2 separate regions of the Homo sapiens genome follow, and region 1 is linked to region 2. A link is a contact called in ENCODE Hi-C or POLR2A ChIA-PET data. All regions are on one chromosome and are shown on one strand. The core of a region is the stretch at or near the end of the contact, and the rest is flanking DNA. Distances in the headings are between cores, read along the strand shown.

Region 1 (3,086 bases), core at 338-2,837, 63 kb after region 2:
GGCATCTTCTTTTATAATAATCCCATTGTCCAGTTGCATGCAACTGGACCCACGGGTTGGAGAGAGCCTGATGCTCCCTTTGACTTTTCTCCCTCAACATCTTGCTCTGGGTGAGATCATTAATCTATTATTTTTACATTAGTGACTCCCAAATTCATGTCTCCAGCCCAGAACTATTTCCTTGGAATTCTAGACTGACATTTCTGGAGAACCTTGAGAGCTCTTGTTGTGTACTTCATGGAATCCTCAAAACCAATATATCCCAAACTAATCACTTGAATGGATTCCCCAGCTCACTAGAGATAGGCAGTAAGGCTCTTTCTCCCTCCATCTGTCTCTTAGAGACTATCTCATAGTTTTCAGTCCTGCATGCTTATATGGACAAAGGGAGGAGGCAGATGTAGGAATCTTTTATTCAGGCCCCTCACATCTCTAAAAGATAGTCCCACTTTGGTGCCTGTGATGTTATATTGTAGTGGTTGGTGTATTTGATTGTCTCCCTTGCTACATAGTTATCATGCCAAGGACAAATTTTTGTCTGTGAATGGAGAAGAACGAGGGAAGCTCAAATCCCTGCAACGTACTGGCTTCCTGACCTGGATTGGACAAGTCACATAATCTTTCCAGGACTAATCCAGTGTCATCATGTGTGGGAAATTTTTGTATGTGAATTTTATGATACTATACATATATAAGTGATTTTTAAGAGGCCATTTATTTTCTCTTACAGTTTTCCAAACTTTGCATGTATTGATATAATAAATGTTTTATCACTGATCCAATCCATTCTTCATGCATTCATCATTACAATCCTCCTATAAATCTGCTTGTAAATCCCAAGTACTAGTTTAATTTACCAAGAGAACAACACAAACCTCCCTCCATGTCATAGAAAACTCAGTTTGGAGACACTTTATATTAAACCTTATTCCCAAATGTCATCACCACCCAGGGCAAATGGCTCATCTGACACTGTTAGCTTCTAAGGAACATTTTAATCCTTTCTACTATTGCCAGCATAGCACATGAATGACACCAAATCCACTACAAGTCTCCAGGGAGAAATGCATCGCTGATATGATGGCTTTATCTACATTTACACATTGAGGGGAAAATTGAGCTTGTTTTCATACTTCCACAAGTGCACTCTTCTAGCCCACTTTGCCTTTATTATCTCAATATTTCTGATGAATCGGAATTTTGGCCTGGATTATCCAAAGAATTGTTTCAGATCTCTTTGCCTCCACACGTAGATGGAGCTTTAGGCTATGCTCCTCCCACCCCTTCATAAATTCATGGCTTTTCAAAAATTTTCTTCTCTGTTTTCGTAAAAGCCAAGTGCAAAGAGAGAAACTAACTGATTGTACTTCTTCTTGATATGCCTGATAGTTTTCTGTCATCTTAATCATCACACGAGCAAGACTACTCAACACCCAGGCCTTCTGAGATCCGAACAATAAGTAACCACCAGTCACCTCCACACAGGCTGGCCAGGGGTGCTCATGGGGCAGAGTCCATATTAGCTGAAGACTTGCCTGTCCTCTGCCAGGGAACTCTACGGAAACGAGGGCAAGCTTTGCATGAAACCCCATTTGCAAACCGAAACCGTGAAAAAAAAAAAAAGGTGGTTCAGTGTGGTTTTTACTCAAAACCAGGTGAAGCTTTGTGGTTCAGCCAAGTTTTGACTTGAAGCCGGAGAGAGCTCACTGTGTTTGGCTGGACCTTGTTTTACATTTCATGTTCCATTTGGTTCTGTTTCCCAAACCTGAAACTGAGGGTTCAGATGAGGGGCACAAAATGAATAAAATGAAGTTGACATGAAATGTGGTGTAGATGAAGACAGCACCAGCTTTGTGATGCCAACTCCTGCTCCTGCTCTCTGCCGGCACTCCTTCTAGAAACGGCCTTCCCCACACTAAGTAGTTCCCTGGGACTTTTCTTTAAGGAACAGAATGATTAACACTATACAAAAATAGCAAAGGCTATTTTGCTCTTGTTTATTTTAACAGATCCATTAACAAATCTGTTTTTGTGAGTCAGCCATTGAGACTTTTGAGGAAAACATTTTAAGTAACAGACTGTGACGTTATAATGGCATGAATTTATTTAATATGTTTTAAATATCTACTATGTGCTAGAAATTTTAACTTATTAAGTTCTCACCGTATTTTATAGATGTGGAAACTAGGCTCAGAGTGATTGGATAAATTGCCCATATGCTAAAAGAGAAGGCAAGCAAGTGTAATACTAGGCAGAGCCAGCTAGATGTGGAAACTAGGCTCAGAGTGATTGGATAAATTGCCCATATGCTAAAAGAGAAGGCAAGCAAGTGTAATACTAGGCAGAGCCAGCTAGTAAGTGGTGGAGGAAAAGACTTCCCCCTGGATCTTTTCCCTAGCTATTTTCATTAGACCTCAATACCTACAAATCAGACCGAAGTTCTGCCCTCCGGGATATTATGAAGATACATATTTGGCTTCATAAAGAAGCTCTGCTCTGCTTCTATGGATTTAACCAACTGTGGATCTCTCTACGTATAGATCTGTATATATGGATGGTTGTCTGTATTGAACATGCGCAGACTTTTTTCCTGTCATTCTTCCCTAAACAATACAGTATAACAACTATTTGCATAGCATTTACATTATGTTAGGTATTATAAGTAATCTAGGGTTGATTTAAAGTATACAGGAGGATGTGCACATGTTATATGCAAATACTACACCATTTTAGAAAAGAGACTTGAGCATCTGAAGATGTTGTTATTCCAGAGGGGTCCTGAAACCAATACCCCCATGGATACTGGGGGGTGACTGTACTTAAAACAATAGTGTGTGGTGGAAAGTGCTAAACTTCCTAAAAGTTGTCCAAATGGTGAGCTGTGTGGGTTTAGAAGAGGGGAGAGAAGGCTTCTAGCTAGGGAAGGAGGGGTGGAGAGGGTAGCAATTGCAAAAATCTTTGTAAAAACAGTGACATTTGTGACACAGAAGAGCAGTTGGGTGTGTAGCTCTTGGGGGGCGGAAATAGTTTTGGAGGGGAGACAGGGTGGCTGAAAACAGAGAAGAGAGAGGATTATTTGTTGAAGT
Region 2 (2,847 bases), core at 270-2,769:
GCCTGGGCTGCCCCCAGTGTTTTGCAGTGTGAGGAACTTCTACAGGCCAGCTTGGCCACTGAAAGAAGCCAGTGATTAATGTAGTTTTAAACAAATCAAGATTTGCATAAATTGGCTCTGAAGTCAGCTTCTACAAACCAGCTGGAACACTCGCCATATTCCTAGTTCAGTGCTGTCTTCCCAGTGGGTTCTCAGACTTTGCAGCTCACCCTTAGCCTTCTGTTGCAGGGAAACCACATCCATGTGGCTCCCAGTCTCTGGCAAGCCAGCAAAGGGCTCCAACTTCTCTTGCTTTCTCCACCTTCTCCTCACTGGCTGGAGCACTCAGGACTCTCCCAGGTCCTATTTTTCTCCTTTTGGTAATTTCCTGATAGAAACTCCAGCAATGAAGATAATTTTCAGAACTGTTTTTTTTTTTTCTGGTACAGAATTCATTTTGGCTTCTGGGAACTAAGAAACAAATGAACTGTCTTTCTGAAGTCAAGAACTGTATAATGAAAGCTAAATGCAGAGGCAAAAGCCACTGTCGGTTGCCCTTTGTCCTCTCTGTCACCAGCCCTGGACATGAGGGTGAGACAGAAAGCCTCGCTCTTCCCCAGTGAAACCCTGCAATTGTTCTGTGCCAGATGAAGCCCTCTTCAGATGCTGGACAGGGTCCAGGTGCTGCCCTGTGAGTGGATGCCAGCCTCAGTCCTCATCCAGGCCAGGACCATGTCCAGGGCGGGCTTGCTCCTGAATCACATGCTTCCAGTCAGGACTCTGAATGCAAATGCTGGTGTTTTGTATTTTTTGTCGTTATGTTATTGTTGTTCTTTTTTTTTTTGAAACAAGGTCTCACTCTGTTGCCCAGGCTGGAGTGCAGTGGCTCACCGCAGGCTCCAGCTCCTGGGTTCAAGGGCTCCTCCCACCTCAACCTCCCAAGTAGCTAGGACTACAGACACACGCCACCACACCCCACTAATTTTTAAACATTTTTAGACATGAGGTCTCCTTATTTGCCCCAGCTGGCTGTGAACTTCTGGCTTCAAGGTGATCCTCCTGCCTCAGCCTTCCAATTAGCTCATACTGATGTTTTATTTAAATATCGCATAATATTTCAGTAAAAGGCCTGCAAAGAGGGCACAGAAAGCATTTTTTGGAGTTCACTGGGGGCAGGACGAGCTATCCCATTAGGTGGGAAGGGGTCTCTTCCTGATATGCATCATACAGCTGCTTCTAGTGGTGGTACAGGACCCAGGAGAAGAAGAGTAGGTGCTTAACAAATATTTGCTGAATAAAGGTTGATGAAAATCAATGTCGACAATACATTTATTGGGATCAGGTAAGGAACAAAGGTGATATTAACAACAGCTGCCACCTGCGTCTATTACCAGACATCTCATAGATAGCAACCCTGGGAGGGAGATCTTACATACATGAGGACAGAGGAATGGGAGATCCACCAAGGTGCCTGACAGCTGCATTTGAACCCATACTCAGATAGAGGAACCCTCTGCAGTCTGCTCAGGGTTGGAGTTTGTGGCTGGGAGAAAAGAGGAACAGCCTCTGCAGCCAACCCTCCTGGGCAGCGAATGTCTCCTCCCCACACTGCAGTGAACCCCTGGCCATCCTTCCAGCTCTGCCCTTGCCCCACTCCAGTAAAGCAGCCAGAGAGTGATACACATTAGATTGTGTCTCTCCTCCACCCAAACTCCTTGACGGCTTTCCAGGGCACTCAGAATTCCAGGCCCTGGAGGAAACCAGCCCAGCCCATCACCTAGACCTGGGAGCACCTGTCTCCCTCGGCTTGCTCTGCCATAGCCTCTGTCTGTCTCACAGACGCGCCAAGCTTTTTCTGCCTCAGGACCTTTTCAGGGGCTTTCCTTCTGCCTGGACCACTTTCCTGTCTCTAAACTCCCCCAGTTTTCCCCATGGCTGCTCAACCGTCATCTACTAAAGTAATGGGTAAAGTAACCCCGCTCCCTACCCCTGAACCATCACAACTATCATGTCACATGCACGGGTTTCTTTTCACCATTGCATTTGTCTTATTTGATTTCTGTGTTTATGTATTTGTTGTCCATCCTCCAAGTGACAGAGGGAGTGGATGGAGTGAAGGATAAGTTTTGTCCTGTTCACTGCCCAGCATCAAGAAAAGTGCTTGGAACTGAGTAGATAGTCAACAGACACTTCTTAAGAATGAATGAATCAATCGATGACAATGAACTGTAGCTGCCACCTCCTCCAGCCTACGTACCCTGAGGCATCCTAGATCTCAGAGCAAGGAGATGATGACTGCCAGGCATTGAGTGGTGAAAAAATATTTTCCTTTGCTACTTACTCTTCTATCACTGGGTGGCAGTAAGGCTAGAAGCCTGGGAAATCTCCATCACCCGTCCTCTCTGTTTTGCGATACTCTTGGGTGCCCTGAGGGCTTTAGAGGTTGCTGCGGTCAACAACCTAAGCAACCACTTCTGAGTTTCTGGCATAGTGGCAACCACAACTGGCCAGTAGGTCGAGGAGGCCTCTGCTTAACATATTGCACCGATGTTTTGGTTATGCAAATATATGGTTTTTCTCATTCCGATGGAAAACATTTCTGGCCAAGTCAAAACTACAGAAACACAGCAAGGAAGACTCATCTATATAGTCCCCTCAGTCCCATTGCCCCAGCCTGGGTCCCTCTTTTTACACCCTCAGAAGACTGTTCCCATTGCCTTCCTAGTCTTTGAGATGCAGGCATTTGGAAAGCACACATCTGATGCATACCTGAAACTCCGGATCAGTCACGTAATTGTTTCCAGATATACAGGACATGTGTGATGACAGATAGGATATGAACAGATGAGTAGTGATTGGATCTGAGCT

Evidence for each region. A loop is a pair of places that touch in the nucleus more often than their neighbours do. ChIA-PET counts read pairs that join two places held with the same protein, here RNA polymerase II (POLR2A). Pooled maps may share reads with other maps.
Region 1: a map of gastrocnemius medialis shows a loop between it and region 2 (4-fold over the local background). The contact joins two enhancer-like sites. A Hi-C loop is called at or near these places in 5 of 168 maps with a recorded cell type or tissue (CD14-positive monocyte, CD4-positive, alpha-beta T cell, IMR-90 and 2 more), 6 of 37 single-sample maps with no recorded cell type and 6 of 50 pooled maps. POLR2A ChIA-PET finds 5 or more read pairs at or near these places in 12 of 52 experiments (CD8-positive, alpha-beta memory T cell, OCI-LY7, T-cell and 6 more).

Annotation. Positions count from the first base shown.
Region 1 is chr21:34,972,789-34,975,874 of GRCh38, forward strand. The region is part of intron 2 of RUNX1 (RUNX family transcription factor 1); the gene reads right to left. Among named protein-coding and RNA genes, the nearest start is that of RUNX1-IT1, 65 kb to the right of the region's middle. RefSeq lists a silencer at 1,384-1,678 and enhancers at 1,522-1,571, 1,702-1,791. Within about 2 kb of position 1,588, at least 2 of the 41 ENCODE cell types and tissues checked have a DNase peak (open chromatin) inside an H3K27ac peak, as active enhancers do.
Region 2 is chr21:34,909,977-34,912,823 of GRCh38, forward strand. The region is part of intron 2 of RUNX1 (RUNX family transcription factor 1); the gene reads right to left. Among named protein-coding and RNA genes, the nearest start is that of RUNX1-AS1, 75 kb to the left of the region's middle. Within about 2 kb of position 1,520, at least 4 of the 41 ENCODE cell types and tissues checked have a DNase peak (open chromatin) inside an H3K27ac peak, as active enhancers do.